Linked DNA regions of Mus musculus: all the other regions are linked to region 1. Evidence: chromatin loops called from intact Hi-C (ENCODE). Cell type or tissue: heart. All regions are shown on one strand. Each heading gives the region's core, and the rest is flanking DNA. Links, peaks and the distances in the headings are about the cores only.

Region 1 (6,312 bases), core at 1,391-5,390:
CGCATACACACGTACAGTGTGAGCTGTTGTGAGCAGAACTCTAGCTCCTGCCTTGGAGGAGGCTTCCTGGTGCGTTAGGGGCCCTTCTTCAGGGGACAAGGGCTCCTCCTCTCTGAAGCAATTCCACAGGAGAGGATGCTGCTGCCTGCATCATTAGTTCTGCAGGTTTCACTGGATCCTGCGCTGAGGCTGAGACTGGAGAAAGGGCGTGCTTGCCAGTGTCCTCCCCTCCCCCACCATAGGCTCCACATGAATTCTGCGTGATTTATTTATCTTGCTCCATTTCTCTAAACGTCATTAGCTCTATTTGTGTCTGTCCTTATTGAACCACGCTGTGATGTTTAGTATACACTTAAAGTGGGTTCCGAGGAAAGCCATGTCGCTTATTGCCAGCATTTAATACAAGTATCTAATTAAGTTCAGGTTATTGTGTTAATTATCATCCGGATCTATAAAGTTTATTGGGCTTTCTGATTTTCATATCATTCCTCTGCAATTAGTGGTTATGTTCAAGTGTTCAGATTTTTTTTTTTAGAAAAAAAAATAGGTCTTGTTTCAATTCACCTCACCATTAGGTTTGATCATAAAATGTTTATTAGAGTAAGATGTGCAGTTTCACTTGAACTCTTACCTTTAACACACTCGCCATCATCTGTCAGGAGTGGATCTTTCACAGTGAGAGGTATACAATTATATCATCCTGCCGAAACCACGAATTCAGTTTGCCAAGATTGGTTTCAAAAGTATAACATTTGGGGGGAGTGGGTGTGTTGGAGAAAAGAAAAAGAAAGGGGGTAACCGATGTAATTATATTTGAATTTCAAAAACTGAGTATCATTTTCGGAATTTTCTAGTCCTCACACTACAGCATATATACTATTTAAAATAACCCACTTCAATAAGGGTTTCAAGCTGTCCCTCGACTAATGCAGAGAAGGCTCCGCCCAGAACCTGTGATGCTCACACAGAAAATGAAAGTTACCATGGGCTGGCTCTCAGACCCTTGCTGGTGTAGACACACATGGCCACACTTCTCTCCCAGCCTCCCCTGGCATCAGAAAGCCACTTCTCCTCTCTTCCACAGCCAACGCCTTCTTCAGAGATTGCTCTCAGTCTTCAGCTGACAAGATGTCTCAGGCCGAGTCTCTGAGCTGTTCTCCCCAGCCCACCATCAGGGCACTAACATCCTCTGAGGTTCTCCCACCACATCCTGTCTGAACCTAATCCCTACTAACACTCGGCTCTGTATCCCGCTGTCTCCTCACATCTCTGACTACATCTTGGCATCATTCACCATAGAGTCTTCTTCTGCTTGGCCCTTAGGGACTGCTGGAGATGCTGGCCCTGGCCTTAGGGACTGCTGAAGATGCTGGCCCTGGCCTTAGGGACTGCTGAAGATGCTGGCCCTGGCCCTGTCCCCCAGCTCTGCTCACTACCTGGGTTATGGCCACATATTGCTACTCTCAAATCTGTATCCCCAGCCTCATATCTTCATCTAGTCTGATCACCTGCCCAGATACCCTTTTCAGTGTCTTCCCATGATCCTTTTCTACGATAAAACTACCTCTTTCCAGAGCCCACCAAGTCCTTTGGAATCCAGCCTCACCTTGTTCTCCAGCCTCCCTTCCTTTCCAGCCTTCCAAAACTTGGCCACTCAGCCAAGCTGAATCACCCTCAGTATCTTCAGGGTTCTATACTCACTTCAAACTCCGACCTTCCCTCTGTCTTGCTCCCTCTCTGCTGATGACCCCTCTTGCCTGCCACCTTCATTCCCTTAGTATTAGCTGTGTGAGCCTTGGGGAGAGCATTCTACGGGCTGTGTTAGATCCTGCTGACCTATGACCCAACAGCACTTCGGTATATCACTTACTAAAATATTGAATATGCTTTTAATGTAGTCTTTACTGCTTGATTCCATCTTCTAGCTCAGCACTTGATAAATATTTAGGTTGGCAAAATGATTTCAGCTAAAGAATGAATCTAACTGACAGTCTCTTATCCTGGCTTAAGTGTTTGAGACCTGTGTGGGGGTGGACCTGGGCTCTCCTATCTGCTAATTAACTATTGTTTCCAAACTGACCTGTTCCTTCACTGCTGTTAGGCAAATTTATAAGATCCTGGAGGAAGAAGCTGCAACTCACAAAGACAGCTGTGCTGAGACACTGCAGTAAGACTCAGGATGAGCAATTAACCAACCAACCAACCAAACGAGCAAACAAACCAAATCACATATCTACCATCTGATTCAGGCAACTCCTAGATATTTTGTTTTCCTTCAGGTTTCCTGGGAAGCCACATGCATACTCTAAAGCCTGAATTAAGGTTGATAGGTGATCATGAAAAGAGTTTCCCGTCATCCAAAAAGATGTTTACTGTATTTCTAAATATGGCATCATTAATTCTTAGATTTAGCACTTGCCTAACATATGTGAGTCCCTGGGTTCTGTCCCTAGAGCCACAAGGAAAGAAAGAGCAAAGTAAGTTAATTTGTATTGGAAAATCAAAATTAGATATGGAGACATTTAACCTTCTAGAATTGAGACCAGTTTTTCTGCAAACCTCCTGGGTCTCTCTGAAGCTCTTGAAGACATTTTCTTAATCTCTCACTCCTGGCTCTTAATCCTGCTGTTTAGAATGTTACTTGCCCGGTGGAGTCCATGTTCCCTGCCTCTGCCCAGAGCTCATCGGGAAGACTCCATCTCAGATAAACAGAATTTTCCTTGCCAAGCAAAGACATCCTTCACTCAACCATGACTATGGAGAAAGCCATTCTGGTGTCCTACAGCCCCACTGGTGCAATCTTGTCCCCACGAAATGTGCGCACACATGCATGTTGGATTTTATTTGGGGATTTGTTGTTCTGTGGGTTTGCCTGTTGTCAATGAGCCAAGCATGGAACAGGGGAGCTTTAACAGCCTTTGAAAGGATCGCAGCAGAGAGCTGATTTAGGAGTCGGGTTTTCTAAAGACAAGAGAGGGAGTAGATGACCTTTCCGGAACCCTCCAGTCTGAAGGTTTTATGATTCCATTCACGTCCTCTGTCTAGACATGAAATGTGGACGCGCTTGCTTTTATGGCTGCAACCTGAGAAAAGTCTAACTGCGCCACCTACAGTCTCATCCTAGAAACTGCTCTGCTTCAGCCAGGAACAGTACCAAACCTACCCCCGATACGACCCCCAAAAAAGAGAGGGAGAAAAACCCACTGGAAAGAACACATTTCAGAGACTATCCCCCAAGAATAAACTTGTGTTCTTGACCTAACCTTTAAACAAAGCTGTATAATAACTCTCTGTAATTATTTATTCATATAGACAATAGAAAATTTCGCTCTTCCTTTGACAAGCAGAGACAAAGACTTGGAGCGGCAGGTTAGCCACCCATGATTACACAGGAACCATGCTCAGACCACATGCTTTGACTATGAACTGATACTGGCATTGTGCCTCTCCCACAGTGTAGTGCCAGCATCAAGCTGTGCTGGCACTGTTTCTCCCCTCACACACAGGTCTTACATGCACTGTTCTACATCCCAGGCAGCCTGAACCTATCGTGCACCTTCTGATCTTATCTTTGTCCTTATAAATGTCTCCCTCCCATTTCTGTAACTTACCAGCTCCAGAAGAGCTCATGGCAGGGCAGCATCTTTTTCAAACATGCCAAAACCCTGACCTGGATACACTCTAATTGTCTCCACCTCACCTCACGGAGCCTCTCTGTTCCTCCCAAGAATCAGGTTCAACATTACAGCCTCAGAGAGGGCATCCTTTGATGTCATGGTGGAAGCAGTATCCCTAACTCTGTCTTACTCATTTCCTTTAAATTTCAGGTAAGTGTATCTTAAAGATCCTTATTTATCTGGGGATGGAACATGAAGCCCAAAGCTCTGATCAGTATGTTGGGGGCTCTGGTTCCCACACCAGGCTCTTACTAACACTGTTGTCTTTCTGCCATGGTCCTAATTGATGGCTTCAAGACTGAGTGATTGGGAAAGAAGACAAGAGGAAGAAGGAACACTTCCAAACCACATGAAGTTGTCTTTCCTAGCTCCCACCTCAAAGAGAATAAGAAAGAACTTATTTTGGACCTAAATGTAAGTGACTACAGTCCAAGAACACAGATTCATGTTGCCACAAATACTGTGCCCCGATGTGGTAACAGTTTTATCAAATTCCTATTGCAACAGAACAAAGAAAGTTATAAATCAAGAACTTTTAGAATACATTGGTGGGAGCATCAGACAGGTGGGTCTTACCAAATGTGGGAAGCTGTTATAGGTTACTTGTGTAATCTCATGGCACTCCTATCCTAAGCCAGTAGTTTGTTTCCATACTACATAAATAATGAATGACATTAAAGATGCTAAAGATAACCCAAGATAGTTTGGTTTGGACTGGTTACCTTCCAGCTCTCCACATTACAGAACGTCTCATTGATCAGTGATCCGATAGGGTTACCTCGCTAGCATTGCTGTGGCTTTTCCCCCTTGAAACTCCAGTTCACACTCTCCAAGCTCCACACCTGGGCCCACCATAGGCCCTTTCCTGCCCCCACATACCTGCCCTCTAATTACTATTCGTCTTAGTTAGGGTTTCCATTGCTGTGAACAGACACCATGACCCAGGCAATTCTTATAAGGACAACATTTAACTGGGGCTGGCTTACAGGTTCAGAGGTTCAGTCTATTATCGTCAAGTGCTACTCCCTCGGCTAAGCATGTACAAATCACCACATTCCACTCCCTGGTGCCCATAGGCTTGTTCAAACACAGGAGTCTATGGAGGCCATACTCAAACACAGCACAAGGCAAAGAACATTTAGTTCAACCTCAAAAGTCCCTATAATCTATAATCTATAAGCAGTGCTAAAAGCTCAGTCCTTTCTGAGAGTCACTGAATCACTTAAGTGTAATCAACTCTAACGTCAAAATCAAAAAGCAGATCACATATCTTAAACATCACAGGATATACATTACCATTCCAAAACGTCATCGTGAGGAAATATAAACCAAACAAGACCCAAATCTAGCTGGGCAAACTCAAACCCCTGCATCTCCATGTCTGATGTCAAAGCATTCTTCAGATATTCAACTCCTTTCAACTTCGCTGACTACAACAAACTTCTTTTACTGGACTGCTTTCACTAGCATCTTTTCTCAGCAGAGATCTCATGGCTGTAGTATCTCTAGCATCTTGGAGTCTCCAAAGTCCCTTCAACTTTACAGCTTCTTGCTCCAATATGTTCCATCCACACACAATCTTCTGGGCGTCTCAAAGGGGCTTGGGTCACTTCTCCAGCTCTGCCCTCTGAAGCACTCTAGGCTCTGGCTGACTCCACTCCAATGCTGCTGCTGTTCCTGGTGGTCCTCCCATGATACTGGCATCTTCAATAGGCTGGGGTTTTTCACTGCAACTAGGTTGCCTCTCATAGGTTCCCTTTATGGTACCAAGCCTCAGCTTCTTTGCATGACCCCTTCAGTCCTTGACCTTCAACTGCAACTGAGGCTGCTTCTCCAATGACCTTTCCATGGCCTCTCACAGTACCAAGCCTCAGCTGCTCTCCATGACACCTTCATGCCGTCAAAGCCAGTACCACCTGGGTGATTCTTATACATTATCAAGTCCAGCTGCAACACGAGGTACAACCTTGGCTATCTCTGGAACACAGCTTTTTAGGGCTCTCAGAAAACACTTCCTAGATTTCACTCTAGGGATTCTGTTCTCTTCTTAATCATTGCTAAGTTCTTAGTTCCAGCTAACAAGCATCACTTGGCCCAGTAGTCCCTTCTATTCTTGACTTTAAAGCCAGAGCCACATTGTCTACACTGCTGAGTTCTGTTGCTTACTGGAGCTGGAACATGGCCTCTTTGTTCTATTACATTATCACCAGCTTGCTCTCTTCCAACTTCCTCACTGCCTAAGCTTGGCTGTCCTGGAACTTACTCTGTAGATTGACTTTAAACTCAGAGATCTGCATGCCTTTGTTCTGGGATTCGTGCCTTGAGTTCTGGGATTAAAGGAGTATACCATCACGATTGGACCTAAGCTTTTATCTACTTTGAACTTGCTCTCTACCAGGCTGACCTTGAACTCAAAGATTCGCTTGCCTTTCTCTATAGGGATCAAAAATGTGTACCACCATGCCAAGCCCTAAGATTTTCATGGCCACTATTCCTCAAGATCTGGATCACAGCTGTGCTCTCCATTTCTGGATTGTAGTTCATTTCAGATTAAAAGTCCAAATGAAGCTGGGCATGGTGGAGCACATCTTTAATCCCAGCACTCGGGGGCAGAGGCAGGCAGATTTCTGAGTTC
Region 2 (6,312 bases), core at 818-4,817, 76 kb before region 1:
ATTGTATGATTGATAGCCTTAGTTTATTTACCTATTCCCATGATACACCATTGGCAAAGGGAACCCAAGGGAGGGAGGACTTTCTGTGGCTCACAGTTTAAAGATACGGTAACCATGGTGGCAAAATCCAGGCTGTAAATGCTTGTACCAGCAGATCACATCAGATTCACAATCAGAAATCAGAGAATGAAGAATGTACAATACTGCTCAGTCCAGGATCCTAGCCAGGCAATGACACCACCCACAGTTAGTGGACCTCCCCACATCAATCAAGATTATACTACAGAGATGTCAACAGGGGCCTGTTGCCCACATGATTCTAGATTCTATCAAGTTGACAGTTAACACTATCACCATGGTCAAAGTGCTTTCTATTTTAATTTTCAGAACATATGTTCTCGTGCATATGTTCATCTATCAGGAATTCTGACTTTCAACTGTATTATAGACTAAACTAAGGAATGTGGTGGCACATGGCTGCAATCGCAGGACTCAGGAGTCTGAGGCAGCAGGAGCAGAGTGGATTTGAGATTAGCTTGGGATTAGCTTGGTCTTCATGATGAATTCCAGACCAGTAAGGGTTACCAATCAGGGCCCTCTCTATAAAGAAACAAACAAGATTTAAATAATTATCCACAAACTATTAAGCATCTTAGGAGGTATCAATTTAAAAACATACTCAACATCTTAACGTTTCCTTGTTGCTCAATTGTCTTCCTCAGAAGAAAGGAAAACACAAGCTGAAGAGACTGCCTAGCATGTGGATCTGCACAGGTGTAAAGATCTGATCGCGGGGCCCGTGGAAATACAGCTGCACAGGAGTCTGTACCCACAGTGCTGGGGGCCAGTAGGGACAGGAGAGTTGCCAGGGCAGCTGCCAGCCTAACTCAAGGTTCAGTGAGAGCTCCCATCTCCAGGGCATGCCAGGGAAGATGACCCAGTAGGACACCTTGCATACTCTCTGTTCTCTGTGAGTCTATATACAGGTGTGCACATGGGCACATGCACATAATCTGCATGCACACACATGTGCACATACACTGTGTGTACACACATACACTGTGTGTATCCTACAGAAAGCCATACACAAGAGACGATAAATATTTTTTAACATTCCAAACGAACCAACAGCCTTTGCTTATCCTCAGCACTGCCCCGTTCTTCTGCTTTGGTTTCTTGTTATCTGCTCCTGTCTGAAATACTAAATGGAAAATTCCGGAAATAAAAAATTCATAGGTTATGAATTGCACGCCGTTGTGTGTGGCACGCTGACATCTTGCACTGCGCTGTTCTACTCTCCCAGGTGGGCATCCTTCCTTTGTCAATAAGGTGTTGCTGGATCACCTTCACCACCACATGTTCCTGTTTATCGCTTATTGTTGTTGATTGTGCTTGGTTTATGGATCAAGCTTTAACTGTAGGCTTGTGCGGGGGACAGTATGTGTAAGGTTGGGTAGCATCTACAGTGTCAGGTGTCTGTTGGGGGTCTTGGGTAGTCTGCCTTTGGATGAAGGGGACCATGGGGAACTGTCCTCTTAGGCGGTTATACTTCTCCTGGAATTACTGCTGTCCAGTCAGCTCTGTTATCATGTACCTATCTCCACTTTTCTTTCCTTTTCTACAATAGTCCCCTTCATTTTTCTCCAAAGTTTGACCTGCCCCTCTGCTGGGCATTTTTATTTGTGTCTGTAGAGCATTCTTTCCTTCTGGGAGGTAGATGCTCCTCTCCTGCGGCTGTGTACTCCAAGGGCACATTTCTTTTTCTTACCCAGGGACAGGCAATGATCCAATTGGCCAATCAGAGCCCTTTTCTGTACTTTTCCAACACAACTGAGAGGGAATGGGGTTCTTTGCTTTCTGGTGAAAACATTCTCTTACTTAAGCAAGACCCAGATGGCTTTTTTCAATTGTGGCCCAAAGCTTTGGTTTCCGTATTTAGCCTGTGCCACCCTTGCCCCCACCACTGTAATTCTGTCCAGGTTTTTTGTTTGTTTGTTTGTTTCTGATTTTGGAAATTGATTGTTGAACATGAGGCTAGCTTAGACTGCATGAAATTTTATCTAAACCATCACAACAATGATTAGTGCTGCTGCTGCTGCCACAGCCACCACCACCATCACCAACAGCAACAACTGCCAGATTTTTTTTAAGCTCACTCCAATGGTTACAGGAGACACAGACAAACTTACAATAGAGCATAGAAAATGAAACAATGCAGAATATGAAGACAACTGGGGTTCAACTATATGGAGTTAAAATCACTCTCTGGCTGTGAGGGTTTATCTAGATTAGATTAGTGAGGCAAGAAGATCTGTCCACTGTGGGTAGCATCATGCCATAGGCTCGAGTCCTGGGCTGAATAAACAGGGAAAGGGGGCCTGAAGAGCATCCTTCACTGCTCTCTGTCTGTGGATGCAATGTGGCCAGCTGCCTCAATGACTTCCTCACCATCATGGACTGTACCCTTTATCTGTGAGTCAACAAAATAACCTCCTGCCTTGCTTTGTGTTAGATATATTATTAATGAGAAAAGGAATACTAAGCAAAACTATGAAAATATAAACAAGCCAAGTTAGAGCATCCCAGGGTAAAGGGTAGTGGGTAGAAAGTTACTTGCAGTTATCTGAAAAGCTACACGGAGAGATGCAGCTGTTACTTACCACCAGGAGGGGCATTGGTTCTCCTGCTTCAAGTGTGCTGCTACAAGGCAGATTTTTTTATTCTTTACAAAAGGAAATATTTCCTGACAGCTGAGATGTACCAAAAATGAAGTAAGAATGTAAAAATCTTACAGGTTATCTTTTTATTATAGCACGTATTTGCTGTTCAGAATAGTGGGATTCATTGCAACATTTTCATGTGTATTTGTAACTTAATTTGATCATGTTTTTCTCCATTAACTTTTCCTGTTGTGGATTTGGTCTAAGGCCTGCATTATGGTACTTTGGGCTCCCAAAATTGCACAAGAACCCTTATGTAAGATGCTGAGGGTCCCTGTTGGGTTCTTCTTGGTAAATAAAGTAGCTGCAGCCGAGGCTGGCAGAGAGAGAGGCAGGACTTTAGGATTTTCAGGAAAGGGGAACCAAGAGAAGAATCACCATGACTGAAAAGGAATAAGATGCAGGCTTGAGAGCTTCAGAAGACAGAGTACCAATCATGTAAGAGCCAAGGAAGATTAGCCCCGGGGGCACCCCTATTGGGTCTAAGGTAGCAAAGGTGGAATATAGATTTTAGTAAGTAATAACTCAGGAGTATTGGAGGGGAAGTATTAGCAACATGGAAGTTTGGGAGTGGCCCAGCCACTGATCTGATTAATGCATATTAAATATAAGGCTGCATATGTGTCTTTCATTAGGGGATCTAGAACATTGGGGAGGGTAGCAAGGAACTCGTGCCACCACCACCAGACAATATGAGTAGTGCTAATCACATACAGCAAAATTTTTTCCACTTTCCAACCCCAACTGGCTCCTTTTCCTTTTTCAAAAAGTTCCATCTTCATTCTTATGTAACTTATGTGTTTGTTAACTTACTTATTTAGATGGATTCTCCCTGTACAGCTCTGGCTAGCCTTGAGTTTGTGATCAGACTTCACTTTCCCTCTTTATTCATTCTAGGACCCTAGCACAGGGAATAGTGCTACCCACAGTGGGCAAGTCCCACCTCATCTACCTAACCTAATCACAGCCATGCTCAGCCCTCCAAGTGTTAGCATTATAGGCATACATTTTTTTAAAAATCTAGAGTCTTCATATAGAGAAGATACTTGATTATTTGTCTCTATGAATCCGGCTCGTTTTACTTAATACCCAGTTTTCTGCAAAAGATGTGATTTTAATCTTCTCTGTGGCTGAATAAAACTTCATTGTATATACATAATATACTTTTTTTTGTCTGCTCATTTATTGGTAGGCACCTAGGCTGACTCTACAACTTGGCTGTTATGAATAGAACTACAATAAATACAGGAAGGCAGACTTCTTAATTGTTGGTTACTGTTGAATAGACAACATTGGTGTAATTAAATCACATGAGTGTTCTATTTCCAGGGTTTTATTAATGCATAATATATATATATATTCCTATACCATTTCCATTTATATTTCTTATTTTGTTATGATGGATACTCTGCCCAAGCTAAAATGGAATCTCAGCATAGTTTTGATTTGCACTTCCCTGGTGGCTAAATGTGTTGAATATATTTTCAGGGATATACTGGCCACTTGTACTTCACTTTTTAGGGAGTGTCTTAGATACTGTTTCAAGAGACACCATGACTAATTTAATACTTATATTAAAAAAGCACTTAAGTGGGGACTTGCTTACCGTTTTAGAGACTTAGTCCATTATCATCATGGCTGGAAGCAGACAGGCATGGTGCTAGAGCAGGAGCTAAGAGCTTTATATCCTCATCTGCAGGCAGAAAGACAAAGACACTGGGCCTGCCATGGGCGTTTGAAACCTCAAGCGCATCCCCAGTGACACATCTCCTACAAACAGGCCACACCCACTTTGAGAATACCAGGTCTCCTAATCCTTTCCAAACAGTTCCACTAACTGGGGACCAAGCATTTAAGCATATGAGCCTATGAGGTATCTCATTCACACTACCGTAGGAAACTTCTGTTTGGGAAATTTCCCATCTATTGGTTATGTCATCCGTTCCATTGTTGCTTGAGGTTTTCTGTAAAGCTCTGTATATGTTCTGGATATTAATCCCCTGTTCAGTGACCAACTGATAAATAAAGATTTGTCTAACATTCTCTACAGTGCCTCTTCACTTTGCTGTTCCTTTTGTGTTGCAGAAGGTGTTAGTAGTGTCCTAAAACTCAATCCTTGATATTACCTCTTGGGTTGTTGGAGCCTTATTCAAAAATTCCTTTCCTAGACTTCTACTTTGAAATGTTGACCTTGTTTTTTTTTTTTTTCTAGTAGTTTTAAGTCTTATGTCTGTGTCTTTGGTCTGTATTAACTGATTTTTGTAAAGAGTGAGAAACAGGGGTCTGGTTTCATTCCTCTACATGTGGGCATCAGAATTCTCCCAACTTTTATTGGTGAAGACTATCTAGTTGTTGAGTATACATTTTTCTACTTTTGTCCAGTATCCAATGGCCTTAGAAGCACAGGGTTACTTCTGGGTCCTGGGACCTCTACTCTCTTGCATTGGACTATAGATCTATGTTTTACACCAATGCCATTCTGTTCTTGTCACTATGGCTTTGCAGTATAATTTGAAATTAGGTGTTGGGATACCTCCTGTAATGGTTTGTGTATGCTTGGCCCAGGGAGTGGCACTATTAGGAGGCGTGGCCTACCTGCTGCTATCCAGGTGCTACTTCCTAGGTTTCATGCATTTCCCTATTCTCTGCCTGAATTTTATTTGCTACAATAGAAAAAGAAATTGGAAAGTAATACAAGGGTTACTGTGATGTTTTGTATATGCTTGGCCCAGGGAGTGGCACTGTTTGGAGGCGTGGCCTTATTGGAGTAGGTGTGGCCTTGTGGCTGTAGCCTTGTGGGTGTGGGCTTTAATATCCTTTTCCTAGCTGCCTGGGAGCCAGTATTCTGCTAGCAACCTTCAGGTGAAGATGTAGAACTCTCAGCTCCTCCTGTACTATGCCTGCCTGGTTGCTGCCATGTTCCTGCCTTGATGATAATTGACTGACTCTCTGAAGCTGTAAGCTAGCCCCAATTGAATGTTGTCCTTATAAGAGGTTGCCTTGGTCATGGTGTCTGTTCACAGCAGTAAAACCCTAACTAAGACAGTTACAGATGCAGCAACTAGAGGAATATACTTCACTAAATCATGGTTTTCTTCTATGACAAATAATTTAGGAACAGACAGTCTTAGAAACTTCTACACTTTCCTAGTCGGAATCATGGTAAGTCACAGAAGGCATTCTCACGCTGAAAAGATAAAAAACCACAATTCCCAGACTTGCATGGGACTTTCCAGCTGTTCCCAGCCAACAGAATTAACTCAGGGCAGGAGAGGTTCCAAAAAAGAGGGGACCATGAATTCCGTAGGGATCTGTGCAGCTTAGGGCAAAATGAAAATATAGATTCCCACCTTCAAAATTATCAATAATTTCAACACATTAACACTATAACATGAGACCAAACCCATCCCATCTCTGAGCAAGGCTCTGAGCAACTACACAGGTTGGACACTCAGGGCCAGCCTTGGATAGATGGCAAAACCGTGTCCTCTGTTGGACCTATTTAAAATGGCAGGTTCACTCTGGGAATGTAGGTCAGTGGTGTAGTATGTGCTTATCATGTAGGGGCCTCTTTGATTTTCCACAGAGGAGG
Region 3 (6,312 bases), core at 1,516-5,515, 120 kb before region 1:
CACTCCAGTGTGACATGCTGTTAACAGGCTCCTTTCTCTGCCAAAATTTCCCTGGCAAAGCCTTCCTTCTGTCCCCCCTGAGGCTAGTGACCTTCTCACCACCTCCCTGGCTTCTGCTTCCAGCTCTGACAAGTGTCCCCTTACTCCCTTACCCTCACCAAGGCCCAAGGACAAGAAACTGCAGAGCACCTAAGTCTCCCTGTCCCCAGCCATCACTCCAGGTCCAGAGCCTCCCTCAGCCACATAAGCCCACGGTAGGGTAAGGGCCGGTTGAGTGTGACAGGTCTGCTGGTTATCACCTGTTTGTTTACAATGACCTCGAGTTCAATTGTTTTCTTTGTTTGCTGCTTGTTTGTGTGTGTGTGTTTTGAGAAACATATCCCCTTCAGACAACTGTCCACTGTAATTATGTGGGTTTAAGAATTGAAGGGAATTTATATAACTTGGTGCAGGGTAAGAGTTCAAACAAGCATACAGATTAATAACACAGCCGCATTTGGGGGGGTAGGGGGTGGAGGCACTATTCATACCTGGGTATGTCCCAGGAAAAACCGAGGTACACATATGGCCACCTCAGCTACAGAGGTGATTCCAAATAGACATACATCACCCCAGAGACCCAGAGAAGAGCCCCTAAGCCATTCAGTCACTGCTTCCTGAGCCTGTAGTCCGAAGGGCCTGCACCAGGTTAGAGCTTGTGGCAGAAATCCCATACCATAAAGTTAGGTCTTCCTTCTGTCTGAGTCCACTCCTCCACAAGGAAGGGTAATGCTATTTTTTTCCTTAACCTGTAGCAATAGGGAATGGGGGCCTAGGAAGGCAGCCCTAGTGAGGACGGGTACAGGAGGGATCCTCACTGTTGTGTGGGAATGCCTCATTCTGAGTCCAACTGTTGGCTGGATCTGCATCCTTCAATGGAACCAGTCTGGCTGGCCTGAAGACATGAAAGCAAAGCGCAGGGGGCGGGGGGTGGGGGGGAAGTGTTTGGAGAGGCTCCCAAAGAGGACAGAGTTCGTCTCTAGCTTGCTATAAATCCCTGGGAGATTTTCACAGGGCAAACCCTAAGGAAGGAGGAAATAAAGAGCACCTGCATGGATGCCACGGAGACTAGAAGGTGCCTCTGTCCACCAAAGCTAGGCTGGAGGGGACCTGAACACTCACTCCTCCCACACCCAGCCCACCCTCTCAGGAGCACAGCAGAGCTCAGCAAGCTGGAGAGACCCACCCTCGGCAATTCCAAGCTGCCATGCCTGCCAAGAGCAATCTTGCTGACTTCCAAATTACAAAAAGGAAGTTTCAGATGGGGATGAAAAGGGGGGCACAAGGATCTGGGCCCAAAACAGGGCAGGTGGGCTTCAGGAGTCTAAGCGCTGCACACACCACGTACACACAGACGCACACGCACATACATACACCATCAAGCAGTTACAGGTCATCTGGTATACATTCCTGCCCAGGGGCAAGTGGTCTGGTGGTGGGCAGATGTCAGCTACTCCCACCCACACACAACCGCCCCTCTGTCTTCATAACGATATATACATTTTATTTTAGAAAGGAGATGTTTAGGAAGCACTGAGCAGAGACAAGGTGACCCCCCACCTCCCAGCACCCAAAGGTCAGTGAGACCATGCAGGCAAGAGAACTACAGTGCTCACAGCCCTTTCCTGCGTGACCTTGGACCAGTCATCGCACCTGTCACAGTTTGGGTTTCTTCACTCAAAACGTGACACAATAGGGTGACACAATAGGGTGGCATGTTTTATGAGACGCTTTCTGGCTCCAGGAGTTGATTGCTTAACTCTATGTATGGCCTGAAGGAAGACTTTGCTATAGCCAAAATCAGTGAAGAAAGGCAGAACCCCCAGCTAATCACTTAATTTGTACTTTAGAAAGCAACAGTCGCTCTGGGACATGGTTGTGTTGGTCAGCTCCATCAGGCCCACCATTTCTCTCCCACCGACCTTCTAGTTTTGCTGATGTCAATCTTAACTGAAGGACTGGGAGTCTCTGAGTAGACAATAATACGGGCAAATTGATTCCACCAGCGCTGATACGAAGGGGGACAAATTCAACTTGGCAACCCAGCAGTCAGTGGGGGCCATGAGTGAAATGTGTGTTACTTATGACCTAATAAACCCATTGCCTGGATAGAAATAAATCCTTTAATGAATATTAAGCCCAGCAAATTTCTTGCAGTAGTCTCAAATCCCAAGTGTCATAAGAGATAGTTTCTATCTAAAATAAAGCCATCACCTTGAAGGGCTGGGATGGAAAGGGGACGGATTGATGTGCTGTACTCCCAACGAAGAGAATCCAGCCTTACACGCAGATATTCACGAGCTCACACGCACACATATGTCTACTGGGTACACAAGGGGCATTCGTAGCGCTTTGAGAGTTGCCCACCTTTACTGGGGTTCATGAGAATAAACATGGCATGCCCTCCTCTGCAATTCTGCTTAAGTGCTTTACAACTGCAGGATTCTCGCTCCCGCTGCCAAAGGATGGTACGGGAGTTGGGGTGGAAGGGAGGGGGGTTATGCCCGTTTTTATCCAGATGTAAAATTTATGCTGTACCCCTCAAAATCCTGCCAGAAACTACCCTAGTCTGTCTGCATACAGGCTAGGGAAGAGAGGCTCTGCACCCTTCCAGTTACCTGGAACACATCTGCTAAAATCGACAGAAAGGAGGAAAAAGAAAAAAGATCTATGCGACCAGAGTGCTGACGGCTGTACTCATGTGATGTACAGGGGGAAAGGAGAAGAAAAAGAAATGAAACAAACATGCCAGCCGGGAAGTCCCCAAGCGGAGCCAGCACCTGGGAAGCGACTGCAAAGGATGGGTGCGGGGGTGAGGAAGTGGTGGGAGAGAAAGGGGCTGGAAGGAGGTGGCTTGCAGAAGTGCTCACCTGTCCATACACCTGGATAGGCTGGGGCTGCAGAGCAGCGCTCCGCCGGGTCCTGAGTGGCTTCCTGGCCGCCGGGCTCGCCCCCGGGGCATCCCCGTGCGTTCCTAGCCGGAGATCGCGCGGGTCGCCCTGCACCACGAAGAAGCCCCGGTCCTGGGGCAAGGGCGCCGGGCCACCGTGCAATCTCTGCGTCCAGCCCCCGCCGAGAGCCCCGCGGGGTAGCAGCGCGACCAGGGCGAATAGGAAAGGGAGTCTCGACTCCCTCCTGCTGCTCCGTGTCGCCATGTTCGGGCGAACGCTCCCGCAGGTGGCGCCGCCGCCAGGAGAGAATGTGCAGCGCGCGCCGGGACAGCGCGGGGCCAGGGCCGGGGCCGCGCGCGCCGCTCCCGGGGCTCCAAGCCGCCCGGGCCGCTCCGCTGCGCCCGCCACCGCAGCCACGGCCACCGCCGCCGCCGGGTCCCGCTCGCTCGGCGCCGTGCCGTCACGTGTGAGCTCGCAGCGCGTCCCCCTTCGCGCACTTTCTCCGCTCGCTGCGACTGCGGCCCCGCCCCCTGGGATGGGGAAGTCAAGGCAGGGAGCGCCCGCCTGAGGGCACCGTGGTCCCCTTCGCGCACACCTCGCCCTCCCTACCGCAGTGAAGAGTTGCGTGGGCGCCGTGCTCTATTTCCCCGGGTTGAGTTAGCTACTCCATGGGCTCCTGGGGTACCCTGGTCGCCCCAAACTGCCATCAGTCTCTGCACCTTGTGCAGCCACTCAACCACCTTCCTGGGCCTTGGCCTCATGTTCACCTCCAATGGAAAGCAAACCACAGAACTGGCCCTTAGCACACCAACAAAGTAAGTCAAGATGAACCTGCTGGTTTGTGAAACTTACGTGGTTTCAACTACCAGAAATGCGCTTGAAATGGCTACAGCTCAAACTACCTTTGATCAAGCTGAACTAACTGCCCCTGCGTCCAGCAGAGTATAGCAGACAAACACCCTGCCCAGAAGCAGTAAAACCTAGGCTATACTTGCTCCACCTGGACAACTACACTAGGCATGGCCCAGGGCCCTACCAGCCTCCTGCTTTGGTCCCTTAAGATGTTCCAGCATTGAGCCACTCTCAGAGCTAAGATGTGTGTTTCAACCAAACACCATTAGTTGTAAAGGCTGTAAAGACTGCTCATGTACTGGAGGAATCAGATGCCCAAAGACGGGGTGCACTTTCAATGCACCTTAAAATCAGCTCCAAGAGCCAGATTGTAACCGCTTTTATACATTTTTCCCCCAGCTGGTGGGAGCAGTTAAGTATTAACCTGTATTTCATCCTAGGTCTCTCCAGACTCCAGTCCTGGTTATTGGGATGACTCAAAGCCGTCCATTGGTTTAGAGAAGGGAAGGTGATCTCTCTCGATCTCTCTCTCTCTCTCTCTCTCTCTCTCTCTCTCTCTCTCTCTCTCTCTCTCTCTCACACACACACACACACACACACACACACACACACACACACACACACACACACACACACACACACACACACACCTTTCTGCCACTTCAGCAAGCCCGGAGCTTGGTTCTGTCTCTTGTTTACTTGCCATTCAACTTCAGTCTAGTTAGCCTAATCTAGTTCCTTCGTTCCTCCCTCCCTCCAATCTATACCGCTTTGGGCAACCCGCCAGAACCTGTCATGATCTGAACTGGGTTTGTCCCTGGGTTGAAGTGTATTGCCATTGTGGTGGGTGCCTTTAAGGGTTGATTATGCTATTGAGAGGAACCGGGCCTTTCTCAGTGGAGTAAGTTTGTTCTCCCAAGAACAGTGGGTAGAGCAGTTGAACTTTAGCTCCGCCTAAAGCAGTTCTCATAAAGCAAGGAGCCCTCCTTGTTTTATCTCTAAAACAGCTAGACCTCCTATGAGCTGAAGCAGCATCCGGCTCTTGCTGGAAGCTGAGAAGGTGCCAACGCCATGCTCACAGACTTCCCTCCCAGCCTCTGTAACTATGAGCTCAAAATATGACTATCACCTGTGAAAGAATGCCAGCATCCCTTCATCTCCCTCAACCCGCCCCAGCTGAGGTTCTGCAGCCTCCCACCCTCCCACAACCCTTTCCCTCCCCAACTCAGATGATTGTTGAGCCACCTAACTCACAGCCACTGAACCATCAGCACCTCTGCCATCTTTGACTCCCAGGAGAAGACTAAAGGAACAGCCTACAGTCAGAACACCCTGCATGAGATTTGATCATCGGTTGTTTGTCAGGCTATCTTTAATGAGAACCATCTTCGATGAGTTAGGCTCTCAGCAGAAAACAACCCCAAGCGGCTTCTAGTTGTTGTGTGGAAGACAAAGCGGTCTGCCCCTGTGAACTGCTGGCTTCAGCTTCAGGTGGCAATTTGCGTGGAAGGATTAGTAGGGCAGGACCAGCTACTTGCTCATTTTGATTTGGATTTGTAATTTCAATGCTATAAAACTGGCAAGAATGCTTGAACACGGTTAATTTACTCCTCGAATGCCTTCCTCTCTAATCATTATCTACATTCTAAGCCATTCTTAGGTGGATAGTCGGCTCTCGGGGAGACCGTGGGCTGCAGAACCATGGGGCACAGGAGAAAGAAAGCACACTGAATTTTTTTAAGGCAAAGGCCCAATTCTAGCTATGGGGACTTGGCTGAATGCCCTCCCTGGAGCTTCCGTTTTCTCACCTATAAAATAGAGGACTTAGTTCTTACCCCACCTCTGCTAACAGTCAGAGTACCAAGCAAGTGAGCTCGTGTATGTAAAAAAAAAAAAAAAAAACTGTGACACTCCCCACAGCAAAGGACTGTGCAGGCAGCGTTGGAGGTCTGCATGATGGTTCTGGTCTTGTGGCAAGTTTCTACATGGGTTTGGTGGGTTTGTTTTTTCTTTTCTCTTTTGTTTATGCTTTTGGGGCAGGGGTTAGGAGGGTTCCCTGGTCGGTAAGATTATTCTCTACCTTTGGGACTCCTACAAGAGCGTGAGAGGTGAGAGCGGAAGAGCCACAGGGCAAGTTCACCCCGAACAGGAGTCAGAGCTGAGTTGTGCAATCCAAGCGGGGTAGTTTTCCTAACTTCAAAACCAGATCTGGGTTGTAAAAAAGCTTGTACTTCCTCCATCTCCCCAGGGCCATAGACAAGGGGAAGATGTATTCTAGCCCTCTCTGCCCTACCCACGGCCTTGCTATGATGCTGGACAACATCACTACAAAAATCAATATGCATGGATCTATACATGGACAGCTTAGCAGGGAAAGGTGCGGTGCTTGTTGCCAAACCCAGTAAGCAGAGTTCAATTCCCAGGACCCACGTAGTGGAGAAAGAGAACCAACATCTACAACAAGTTGTCCTCTGATCTCCATATGGGGGCCACACTTTCACACTTGTGCACGAATGTATACACACACACA
Region 4 (6,312 bases), core at 1,271-5,270, 1.0 Mb before region 1:
TGAATGTCTTACTCAATTCAGTGTCTGCTTTTTAAAAAAAAAACCTTTTTATGTGATTCTGATAGTTGTAGGAGTCTAGGTCTTTGAAGGTCTAATGCTTTGTCTTGGTTGTGATGATGTACAATTGCCACATGCGCTTCTTTGTCTCTGACTCCACTGACTGCAGCAACAACCCTCTGCTAAGTGGGGACAGCCATTCCCCTACACGGATGCTGTTTCAGACCCGGGCAGGCCCCACACTGCTGAGCTGGCTGTAAACATTCACCTGTATAATCTCACCACAGCACAGGAGCTCTCCAGCCAGGCCAGAGATGTCCCAGAGATGCGATTCTTGCATTTGCTGGGTAAGACTGTGTTGGTGAGATGGCTTGGCAGGTGAAGATCATCCACTGCAACTGTCGGTGAGTGAGTGGTAGTTCAGATTCCATTGAGAGAAGGTACCTTGTGCTGCTGTCGAAATAGCGATATTTGATATTTGCTGGGGGTTGTGCTGGCCAGGTTTTTAAAAAATTATGTTATTTTATTTTACTTTTTAATATTATAGCAGACAGCAAGGGTCACCTTTATACACAGAACTTCTGGATGTCTTCTAGAGCCAAATAGCACCTCAGACACTTTAAGACATTCATTGCCCAAGCTAATGAAGTGGCACAGCCAGAATCCAAAATCACCTTTATCTGTTTTCCAGATGGCCATTCGTTCTAATGTCCATATTAACTGTATTGGCGCAAAGATAAAAGGGCGTGTCTGGGGACCACAGAATGCTCTGGTTCTTCTGCACACCCTCCAGGTGTCTCCAGGAACTTCCTAGTTCCTCTTCTTGAGGGGCTTATTCTTCTCTGACTCAGCCAGGGTTTATTGAGTGCTGAGTTAGGTGCTGTGCTGGGTGAGGCCCCTCAGGCAGCTCAGTTTCTAATGGGGAATGGATATTGCATCTAATGTATCTTTCTAATATATCGGTGGGCAGACAGGTCTCTGTGTTGTGTTTCATTCCCACAGTGAAGACTTTCACTACCGGCCTGGATGGAGTTTTGCACCTTCTGCAGCAGGTCACCTGCTTTCCCCACACCAAGCACCACCAGCTGTAGATTAACTGTAGTCCTTTCCGGTGTGCAGGGAGACCCTGGGGTGTGCAGATATAAACACACATGGATACATAGCTTCATGACTTAAGTTACTGTTCATCTCAGGCACCGATGTGTCTCCTGCACCATATATCAAGGGGGCATATAATTCTTCATTCATGATAAATTATCCAGAAAGGCTAAATTCCATCAGATTCAGCCAGAATTTATTATCTGACGCTGAAGAACAAACAGACCGTCATTCCCCAGCTGCTCAGAACATATGTTTGAAGGGAGATTGGGGCCCCTTTGGTCCCTCTGATCCTCCCTGGATCTCAGAGCCAGACCTTCTGAGCATCTTCATTGGACTTCCTCTCAAGAGCGAGGACACCGAAAATGAGTCGTGTTTCAGCAAGATGCAGTTCACAGACTTGGTTTGAGATCTCCACTCTTCCGTCGGGCATCTCATTTCCTGCAACGTTGACATTTGTCTCCACACTGCAGGCTGGGCAGCTGCCCTTCTTGTGGTTTTGCCTTCCATCTTGAGGCACTGTGCCTGACCTGTTTGCTCACCAGCTCAATAACTTAGCTTCATCCCAGTGGATGAGATTTGACCAATACATTCGTATGCCAGTGCATCTGAGAACCACTAATGGGCAGAAACCAGATTTTGATTTTTATCCTGTTTTGTGAGCCACTCTAGCTTATGCGTGAGCTTATTCTCCCCGAATCATGCTATAGTTCAGCAATCATTGATGACCCTGGGTTATATAGCCAACAGTTTGGAAGATCCCAATCCTGCTTTCAGTAGTCTTCCAGCCTAGTATCTCTTGACTGTAAAACATCCAGTGATAGATAATCCAGCCAGCGTGGGCTGCCCCTTGTCGCAACGAAATCACTTCTAGGTAGTTATTTCACATCCAAATGAGCATCTTTTCTTTTCTTCCCCCATCTTAAATCATTCTACCTGCCTCATTAACTCCCGTTCAGCCCCCAAATACCCAAGCAAAGCCCTTCCATTTATTTAGACAGTCTCTGATTGCATTTCTTCCCCCTGACTGGAGTGATGACTCTTACTTGAGACAAATATGGAACTCCTTACTACACTCGATGGCAGTTGTTTTTTCCTGTGCACACCCCACTAGTCTGCAGCATTCTGAGCTCAGTAATTATAATTTGCATATGAAGTGTGCCCCTTGTCAAGGATCACATGTGAAGGGCTCTATTCTCAACGCGACAGTCAACAGTCGAGCGAAGGGAAGATGACTGGTTCCTGAGGACTCGGAACTAATCTGTAGATCAGTCCATTCACAAGCTCATAATATGATGGGAGTTGGTAGAGATAGGAGGGAAGGCCACACTGGAGGAAGTAGCCTCTAATGATGTATTAGGAGATGTATTTTGTCTTTATTAAGTCCCTTCCCATCTCCTATCTGTCCCAAGGAGGGCCACTTTGCTCTTTGCCCTCATGTTCTGCCTCACCAAACACTGGACTGGAACCAACAGATACCAATGACAGTGGACAGAAAGATACAAATCTGTGGGCCAAAATAAACCCTTCCTCTCTTATGTCATTTCCTCAGGCATGTGTCATGGTGCTGCAGATGTGCCTGACACTCCCACACCCTTCCATCCTTCACCTAGAACTCTCAGCAGTGGAAGTCCCTACAACAGTGCTGTACCGTGTTGCTTCTCAAGCCGAATGCATTCAGCAGTATTGACGTCCTTGATACTATTTGGTTTTGAAGACAAAATCAATTCTGTTAGGAGGGATGATCTGGAAAGTGTCCCCAAGTGGCATGTTCTCATCTGACATCATCACACGAAGATTTTATCAGGCAGAGAGATGAAGAGGTCATTTCTAGCAGTGGAATTAACACAAGCCACTTGGGCACCAGGGCGGGGTCTGGAGTGGATTAAGAGCTGAGGGAGCTGTACTAAATAAATGATAGGCCATGGAGCTCAGATCGTGGGTTGGAAACTTGCCACTGGCTATCTCTGCAGGATTGCTTGGATTCAGCAACTATGGAGTCCATCACCGTCGTCGTCGTCCTAGACGCTGTTTACAAGAGAAATCGTGTCCTATTGTAGACTGTCTTCTATGAGGACAGGAATATTCTGAGACGTTGCAGATTTTTTTTGTCTCCCGGCTCTGCCACTGGAGGTCACTGTTGTACCATCGAAATGAGTGAGAAGCCCCGCCTGATACCCTTTTGAAGTTGGCTTCCGCCAGGAGTGAATACAATACCCTCTGGGTAGCTAGGAAGTCCCGAGGTGCAGGCTTCTCCCTGGCTTCGTGGAAAAGTGGCCTGGTGACCTGCAAAAAATGACTTCGGAAGAGCGATGTCCGTCTGGAGAGGGACTGCGGGTGGGAGAGCGGTGCTGGGAGGGAGACGTCTGTATCGCATTAGTCTGCGTCTGGCGGGGAGGGGCTGGAGGCCCTGGCGGGTCAAGGCAACTGCTCCCTGCTGCTTTCTGGCGCGAATGTGGAATCTGGTAGTGATTAGAGAAGGTTATTGTCTTGGGAGTGCAGGGAGATCGGTAGTAATACTGCTTTGAGCGTTTCTGACCCCATCTTAGAAGGCCTCTCCCACGACTCTCCTGCTGGGCTCTGATTTTAGAGCCACTAAGCAAAGAAAGACAAGGAAAACTGAGGCCTATTCCTTAAGCCTATCCACTCCCCGGGGCTTACAGGGGACACTCCAGGAGGAGCACAGATGAGAACACACATCCCTAGACAGAAAACCCCAAGTAAGCCTCTATTTTTCTTAGCCCTCCTTCCTGTGGAGTGAATATCATTTGGTCCATTTGTTATGAGAAGAAACAGAGACTTGGAACTGACATTTGAACCCGAGTCTTTTGAAATATAAAGAGAATGGATGGTAAAATAACTACTTGTGGTTACTGGCTAAGAATTCTGCCCTTGAAAATTTGGAGAAAGAGCTCCTCCCTGTGCAGCTTCGACAATAACCCACTTCAAGGCGAGCTGAAGCCAGGGTACCTTTTGGCGGCACCTTTTTCTTCTTCTTTTTCTTCTCTCCTTCACTTTCTCCCCATCTCTTCCCCTGGGTTTCACTGCATACCTCAGGTTGACCCTATCCCTTCTCTTCTCCCCACGTGCTGGGATCTGACGGTCGGGCTACTCCTAGATCAGAGTGGCTCTCTAATAAGTCATAATCTGTTTATAGCCATTCATAAAAGCAGAGTGCTTCTGTGCACATTAGCTAATTTGGCTCTTATAATAACTGTCTTATCCCCATTGCCGTAGACAAAGAATCTGAGACGCTGAGGAATTAATTTGCCGAAGGTGCTACAGTCAATGATGAAATTCAACCTCGGATCTTTTTGCTCTAAATACAGCACCCACTGCCCATCACCCATTGCCCGATACCAGTTAGTCTCCAGGTAAATATTGGGTGATGGAGTGATGCTGTGTATAATCTAGCTAGCAATAAACTGATCTTAAGTTTAGGTAGCATTTTATCTCCGAAGATGGTGCTCCAACCCAGGAAGATTACACTGGAGACCCTGCCTCAAGGGGACGGAAGACTTCTGAAAGTTGTCCTCTGACTTCCGCATGAGCGCTGAGGTGCATGAACACACACGCGTGCGCACACAAACACACACACACACACACACACACGCATACAGACACACACAGACACACATATGTGTGTGCACACACACAACTCATGCACGCATGCAAGAATGCACGCAGTATACCCATAACCACACATACACGCAGGCATGTGCACATATGCATGCGTATACATTTATTGTGTGTGGATGAGTGCTCCCATGCCATGACTGGCATGTAAGGGTCAGAGGGCAGCTTGTAACTGGACTCAAATAAATTTCTAAAACTTTTTAAAAGGGTGAAGATTACAATTTATCTATCTATGTATCTATCTATGTATCTATCTATGTATCTATCTATGTATCTGTCTATGTATCTATCTATGTATCTATCTATGTATCTATCTATGTATCTATGTATCTATGTATCTATGTATCTATGTATCTATGTATCTATCTATCTATCTATCTATCTATCTATCTATCTATCTATCTATCTATCTATCTTGCAGTTCACACAGCTCTGGGGTGATTAATACATCTTCTTCCTGTTCCAGAGGTACCAGATTTAGAAAATAAGAACCCAGAACTCCTAAAATTAGATTTCTTATGGGGTTATTGAGACATGTATGCTAACAAGCCAACTGTTTATCGGAAATGTAAATGTATCTGACCATTGTGCGCTTTCATCTGTCGACTGTACCCTGTCTCCAAAGAGAGAAAGCTGAGCTTGGTGTTCTCTCAAGCATGCTTGAATTTTGGACATGACTATGTTTTTAAAAGGACAATTTGAAAACACCCTATCAATGTACCAACGTTCAAATTCTCTGTTACAGTTTCGTCAGAAACCCTTTGAACTGTGCTTGCTTCACGGTATCCCCTCATGGAATCATTTTTAAGTGAATCCTAAGGAACAAAACAGTGGCAGAGCAGTTTGAAAACACAAAGGGCCTCAGGACAATTGTGAAGGAAAGCAGAGCAGATCACTGTACCAAGTACCCCAGGGAAACCACACCGTGGAAAGGAATCCCTGAGGAGGGCCGAGTGGAATATTCTCCCTAGGCACACATTTAATCAAACTTCAAAAGAAAGACAGCCATTCCCTTTGGAAGCCATTATATAATGAAGTCAACCCTGCTTTCAACTCCAAAACTAATTACTGGATTTATTCTTCTTACTTAATCTATTCCCAGGTATTTGGACAAAATGCTATTCTCTATTACTTTGCTAAGACAAACAGAAACCATAAGTAACATTAATTTGTCCCTACTAGGTGTGCGCATGCTGATTTTAGAACTACCAGTCAGTATTTGCATATAGAGGAGTCATCACATTTATAAAGAAGGCCCATTACACATAGAGAAGGTTTTTAAATCTAACACACATCAAAGTAGATCCTGGTCTCATAAGGAAAACATCTTATTCTGCAAAGACAAGACACATGGCTCTTTTTAAGATAAGGTCTTACTCCATGACTCAGGCTAGCCTGGGACGCACTGCATAGCTCTCACTGGTTTTGACTGTGCCACAATCCATCTTCCTCAGCTCTTTCTAAGTGCTATGATTACAGGTCTGATTTACTTTATCCAACTTGGAATGTTTGGGTCTTGAAGTCTTAAAGCCACACACTGAAGAGTGGACAACTCATGTGTACCATGTGCACACATAAATA
Region 5 (6,312 bases), core at 1,013-5,012, 240 kb before region 1:
AGCCTCCTTGCTACCATCTCCCTCTGGACCCAGCCCCAGGAGACGACTGCCCATATCTGAGTAGGCCAGAAGCCCGGCTGACTGTGGTTTGTAAAGAATCAAAGTGGGCTGTCTGAGCAGCCTTACCTGAGAAAGAAGAAGCTACTGGTAACAGAGGTACTGACTTACAGTCAGTCAATGAGAAGCCAAGACACTTCCCGAGAGCTCTGACATGAGACCTTACAGTATAGGCAGGAGGCCTAAGTACACTGACAGCTTCATGGATAAACAAGGAACTTGCCAAGGCCTGGGGTTTCCTAGCTAAAGGCTAGCCACAAAGCACAAAGCCGACATGCTCAGTAGTGTGCTTGGAACCTATTAGTGCTCAGCATTTTAGTTCCTGTTCTAAAACACATGTAGCTATAAAGAGTTATCTAAGGAAAGCCTTTAGCCTCAAAAACAAAATAAAATGCAACGTGTGCATGTATGCATGCATGTGCATGTGCGCGCACACAAATGTGCACATACACGAGTGCGTACACAGTCACACACATGCATATACAGACACACAAGTGTGCACACACAGTCACACACATGCATACACACTCATGCACACAGACACACAAGTGTGCACACACACTCATACACAGACACAGGAGTGTGTACATACATGAACACACACTCATACACACGTACAAGTGTGCACACACACACTTACACACACACTCATACATACACAAGTATGCATACACACCTACACACAGATGCACACTCATGCACAGACACATAGACACACATACAAGTATGCACACAGACACACACACATAGACACACACACACAGACACACACACACACAGACACACACACACAGACACACACACACACACAGACACAGACACACACACACACATAGCTCTAAGAAAGATTGTTTGGAGGAAAAACAGCTTTATAGGAAACAAATGTCAGGAGGCTGAGGAGATGGCTCAGTGACTAAGACCCACTACCCTGAGGACTTGATTCTGAATACCCAGCACCCCTGTCACAAAGCAGAGCAGATTCAGTGAAGGGCTGTTTCAGAGCATGAAGCTGAAAGCGATAGAGAAGACACCCAATGCCAATGTCCTGCTGTGGCCCCTGTGTGCGCACCCACAGGCACACAAATTGTGCAGGCATCCTACACATACACACCTCGCCACCAAACACACACAGACGCAAACTTCGACGCCAAATGTCTTTAGTATGCTCGTGGGCATACACATATTCTCCATGCAAATGGGGACAGTACTGAAAGGAACAATAATAAACATGAAAAACAAGTGAATCCAGAATAACAGAAACGAAGACACTCGGAGGAAGAGCTGGTGACGTGAGGCAAATGTCACAGAAAGCAGTTAGAAAAGATACAAATCTTTATAGCTAAAAAAGATTTTAAAAAAACACAAAAAACAAACAAACAAAGAAACAAACCAAAAAGGCAAGAGTAAGGATCGCAGATGCAGATGTGGTGACTCGTGCCTGAAATCCCAGACACTCAGGAGACAGAGGTAGGAGGATTACCACAAGTGTGAGCCCGGTCTGCTCTACACAGCCAATTGCAGGGCTACACAGAGGGATTTTGTTCAAACAAAACAAAACAAAACAAAACAAACAAACAAACAAAACAAAAAGAGCATGAGGAGATCCAATCAACAGACAGTGACAGACAACAAGGTCACCAGGAGAAGAGAGAGGCTTGCTCCATTAACTAAACAGTTCCAGGAAAGATCCCTCAAACCCCGACACGTGGATCTCCACACTAGATGGGAAAAGGATGTACATCGAAGCACAGCCTAGTAAAAAGTCAGAACACAGGAGCCAAGCGGGAGATATGATAAGCGAGCAGAAAACTTAAAATGAAATGGCTCACGTTGGCCATGGCTTTCCTAAAAGCTACTCAAAGGACAACCGCAGAGGCCTTCCAATTCTAAAGCAAAGCAATTGACAAGCTAGTCTCCTAAATCCAGCTCAGATCAATCAAACCTGAAGACAGGGCAAAAACAGTTTCAAACGTGTCAGTCCCCAGATCTCTCTCCACGTATTCTCTCCCAGGAACTTTCTATATTAACCACGAGAGAGAAGAAGAGAAAGGAGAAACATGGAGACATAGTGGTGGTCAGCCTCACAAAGACAACCGTACAGGAGCATCAGGAGCAACGGGTAAGAAGCACAGGAACACGGCCTGAACAAAGCACGCCGAGATGCTCCTACGGCGTTCTCAGCCACCGCAGCATAGGAGCCACCCAACACGGTCTCTGCAGGCTGTGCTACAACACGCTCCGAGGCTAGCCTGGATACACAGTGAGAGCCTCACTCTAAAAAGTAACTAAGGAAGAGAGGTGATAGGAACAGAGCAATGGGAGAGGCAGAAGAGCAAAGAGAAGAGAAGGGGCGGTGGAGAGCAGAGGAGAGGGCTGGGGAGAGGTAGGGGGAGAAAAGAAGAATGAAGAGGAAGGAAAGAGGAAAGGCTGGGTGTTGGGAACTGCTCTCCTGGCCTGGGAGGATAGCTCAGTGGATAAAGTGCTTGCCTTGCAGTAATCCCAGGGTTCCTAGGATGAGATGAAGACAGAGAGTCCCCAGTCCCCAAGTGTCGGCTAGATTGGCATATGCATCTATACACAGCAATAGACCCTGGCTGTCCCAAACAAGATGGGATGCAAGGACCAAAGATGTGGTGGTCTTCTGACCTCCACACATGTGAACAGGTATGAGTACACACACACACACACACACACACACACACACACACACACACACACACATACACACACACACGCTGACATACACATAAGGGGGATTTTTAAAAAAATTGATCTTCTACAAGACCACAGGGAGAAGGGGCAAGGTGACAAGTTGAGAAATAATGTAGGTGGCTGTGACCAAGACACATGGTAAACATATATGGGAATATCATAATAAAACCCACTATCTTGTACAATGAATATACACTTACGATTTTTAAAAACCAAAATTTAAAAAACGAATTAGCAACCCACCAGTTAAAAATGACTGCCTAAGTTAAGATATTTGTTTAGCAGTCACAGCATCTTCCACCACTAGACCGTAAGGCCTCCTCTGATTTTCCAAGCAAGAAGCCACTGGTGACTTTTAAAAAGGGAAGTGCTGGGGTGTGCACAGAGGAAGAGGATCTCTGCAGACCTAAGATTGGGCTCTGAAAAGGACTGTGCAAAGCAGTCCAACCAAGTGTCAATTCTCCTTTCAAAAAGCAAGCTTGGGACTGCTTGCAGTTCAGGGAAAGACACGGCCCCCTCACCCCAGTTCTGCCTACAGGACAGGTGACTTCTCAAAGGTGGACCTCAAAGATCAGGTTGTACAGACCTTTCCGCTGTTTCTGTGATCAGCCACTAGATGGCAGTGGTCACCCTTCTTTTAGAGGGAATGCCAGCCAGCCAACAAGCATAAAAATGATTCTTTCCCCTAAGTTTTGTACACACACAAAACACTGCCTTATTACCCCATCTGTAATTCCCCACTGTAAGGGAAGCAGGGGTGGCAGGCAGGGGAGTGGGACTTTTCTGGCCAGAAACACACAGAGCAGTTTAAAAGCTGGGATGCTTCTCTTGGGTTGCCACACAGTCTTGGTACACAATACTCCCAGAGTCCCCTCCAGGAAAGAAAATGCCAACTGGGCACATCAAGGCCAGGACTCACCTAGAGAGGGGCAGGCCTCCTCATCAGAGCCATCTGCACAGTCCCTGTAGCCGTCGCACACCCAGGTGCCCATCACACAGGCCCCGCTGCTGCAGTGGAAGTAATTGGGCAGACACGTGGAGGGCCCGGGGGTCGGGGAGGGTAGAACATGTGAATCTGAGGAAGAACAAGCAAGGAGTGTTAGTAGAAGTGTTAGTAGAAGATTGATCACCAATTAAAAAACGTGTCCCAAGCCTATGTTGACATCCCTGTTGCACCAGCCCAAGGAGACCAGTGTCAGACACAGCCTTGAACATCAGCTCATGTAAATAGCATTTATATGGGGTATGGAAGGGGTTTCTGAAGAGATGGCAGCCTTTCCACACTGCTTAGGGGAGTTAATAAGCTACAACACTTGCAATAATGTAACAGTCGTATACATTTGCTCTTGCAAGGGCTCCTGACTGCTGCTAGAGGAAGCGGGTGGACAGGCAATAAGGAAGGCCCAGGTGGCTGGACCATTCTCACCCAGGCCTAGCATGGCTGTAGATAAAGCATCAATGGCCCAAGGTGAGAAAGCAAAGGGCAACAGCAGCACATGTTCTAACCCGGGGCCCCTGACTATATTGAAGTGCACTGGTATGGGGTCCTCTGACATTTCAAAGATAGTCCAGAGAAATGTGGGGGCGGGGGCTGCACAGCAAACGTTAGAATCAAGGCTCTGGGCTCCCTCAGTCAGCCCTTCAGAAGCAGGAATGGGTAGCCTTGGAGACGGTGAAAACTGATCACATAGATTGGAAAACAGAGAGTGGGGATCGGGGCCAAGGGCCTGAGTTCAATCCCCAGAACCTATACAAAATGCTAAGCATAGTGGAGCATGCTTTTGTGTCCACAGTGGGGGTGGGGGGGGAGGGTAAGACAGGCAGACAGGCATCTCTGGAGTCTGTTGGCCAGCCAGCTAAGTCTAATTGGTGAGCCCCGGGTCCCCAGTAAGACACTGTCTCATAAACCAAGGTGAAAAGAGACTGAAAGCCGACAGCGGAGGTTGACCCGTGGCCTCCATGAGCATCTGTACAGACATGCAAAATGAGAAAGAAAGATCACAGAAGAACTCAGCATCACAAAAAGCCAAAGAGTAAGGATTAAGCCAGGCACTCTAGAGAGAGTGGGGGTCTGCAGCCAGGCAGGGCTGTCCTGCTGCCCAGGCTGGGTGGGGCTCGGGCTGACCCCAGTACCTGGGGTTCTCACCTCCACAATCCTTCTCATCAGACCAGTCCCCACAGTCGTTCTCTCTGTCACATTTCCACCTGTTGGGGATGCAGTGGCCATTCTCACAGTGGAACTGAAAGTAACGGGAACAGTTTGGGGCTTCCGTGGGGTTTTCTGTAGAGATCAAACACACCAGTCATTTCCACTGCACCGGTGTGAACTAGAGGATTCATCTATGTTTATCTCCCCAAGGGCCAAGTCCTAGGGCACCTGTCCGACTCCCTGGAAGAACATATGGCATCTTCGTGGGTCCAAGGAGGGGTAAGGAACACATGAAAACTCAACAGCACCCCATCTTCTTAGGCCCCAAGTCCCACTTCTCTGACCTATTCTGCTACCCTGAGAATGGTCACTCTGAGTTCTAACCATGACACTTCACCAAAGACATAGTTTAAGTGTGAAGACAGCCCAAGGATGATGGTATGGTCTGTAACTGGCAGAGGGAGGTACACTCCTCAGCACTGAACATCATGACGGCTGATCTCAGTCAATATACAGCTGGACTCAGAATCGTCATGGAAACACACCCCTGGGTGTGCCGATTATGGTCCTTCCAAAAATGTTTAGCAGAGCAGGAAAGGCCCATGCTGAGTCAGGGTGGCGTGTTCCACCGGCTGCAGCCATGGACTGGGTACAAAGGAGAAACTGAATCGAGGGTCCGCACTCACTTCTCTCGGCTTCCTGACTCTGCGTGTGGTTGTCTGGGGTCACTGTTGTCATAATCCCCTTGCCTGTGCCAGACTGCACCCTTACACTGTGTGCCAAAATAAACGTTTCTTCCTAAACGTGGCTCTCTTGTGCATCCTGCCACAAGAAAAGGAACCAAGATACCATTCTCCCTTACCCACTATCTTCCGAACATGGGTTGTGGCCCCGTGAAAAAAGGGAGTGGAATGAGCTTTCCCCTAGCACCTACTGGATGCCAGCTTCCCTGTCTGTTCCTTCCGTGAGGACTTGAAAGCCGGCACCCTGTGCTGCTGAGGCAGCAGAAGGCACTTGAGCATCCTCCATCGCCTGTAACAGGAAGGCTGGCTGCGGGAGGCGGGACTTCCGGCATCTTACCACAGTTGGCCTCGTCAGAGTAGTCCCCGCAGTCATCCATCCCATCGCATTTCCAAATCAAGCTGATGCACACTCCGTTCTGACACTGGAAGCCGAACTCATCGCACTCCTTGTGGAACTCGGGGTCTTGCGCTAGAGGGCGAGAACTGTCGGTCAAGCCCAGGTTACTTCCACGCTGGAGAGTTCAGAGCAGCAGGGCTCCTTGGTAGCTAAGGTCCTACGCTGAGAGCTAAGGGAGCCCTGAGAAATCAAGGCGGGACCGGGTCTCAGCAGAGCACACAATAACTAATCCATTCCGCACACTCACATGGGGC

Evidence for each region. Peaks named below come from ENCODE experiments on the same cell type or tissue, not always from the same donor. Only the 100,000 strongest peaks of a DNase experiment are listed, where the experiment ranks them.
Region 2: it touches region 1 in a loop (4-fold over the local background); 3 of 42 quality-filtered maps call a loop at or near these places.
Region 3: a loop joins it to region 1, with 2.5 times the contacts of the local background. A loop is called at or near these places in 17 of 42 quality-filtered maps.
Region 4: a loop joins it to region 1, with 3.0 times the contacts of the local background. A loop is called at or near these places in 6 of 42 quality-filtered maps.
Region 5: it touches region 1 in a loop (6-fold over the local background); 39 of 42 quality-filtered maps call a loop at or near these places.

Annotation. Positions count from the first base shown.
Region 1 is chr9:42,237,810-42,244,121 of GRCm38, forward strand. Gm40515 (a long non-coding RNA gene) reads right to left here and starts at 3,819. Exons shown (of 2, transcript XR_870673.1): 1 at 3,612-3,819. In heart, for the core only: a CTCF peak has its summit at 3,118; no DNase peak of the experiment used is centred there; H3K27me3 peaks cover 873 bases.
Region 2 is chr9:42,162,468-42,168,779 of GRCm38, forward strand. No RefSeq gene overlaps it. Among named protein-coding and RNA genes, the nearest start is that of Gm39321, 24 kb to the left of the region's middle. In heart, for the core only: a CTCF peak has its summit at 2,671; no DNase peak of the experiment used is centred there.
Region 3 is chr9:42,120,920-42,127,231 of GRCm38, forward strand. It overlaps Sorl1 (sortilin-related receptor, LDLR class A repeats-containing), which reads right to left and starts at 3,378. Exons shown (of 48, transcript NM_011436.4): 1 at 2,910-3,378. The coding sequence starts at 3,194. In heart, for the core only: a CTCF peak has its summit at 3,202 (motif pointing right); a DNase peak (open chromatin) is centred at 3,422; H3K4me3 peaks cover 1,989 bases; H3K27ac peaks cover 1,398 bases; H3K27me3 peaks cover 1,365 bases.
Region 4 is chr9:41,225,654-41,231,965 of GRCm38, forward strand. No RefSeq gene overlaps it. Among named protein-coding and RNA genes, the nearest start is that of 1700063D05Rik, 23 kb to the left of the region's middle. RefSeq lists an enhancer at 2,249-4,892. In heart, for the core only: a CTCF peak has its summit at 3,231 (motif pointing right); a DNase peak (open chromatin) is centred at 3,388; H3K4me3 peaks cover 925 bases; H3K27ac peaks cover 2,106 bases.
Region 5 is chr9:41,996,556-42,002,867 of GRCm38, forward strand. It overlaps Sorl1 (sortilin-related receptor, LDLR class A repeats-containing), which reads right to left. Exons shown (of 48, transcript NM_011436.4): 29 at 5,999-6,130; 30 at 4,916-5,050; 31 at 3,689-3,844. Among named protein-coding and RNA genes, the nearest start is that of Gm16214, 23 kb to the right of the region's middle. In heart, for the core only: a CTCF peak has its summit at 3,363 (motif pointing right); no DNase peak of the experiment used is centred there; H3K27me3 peaks cover 254 bases.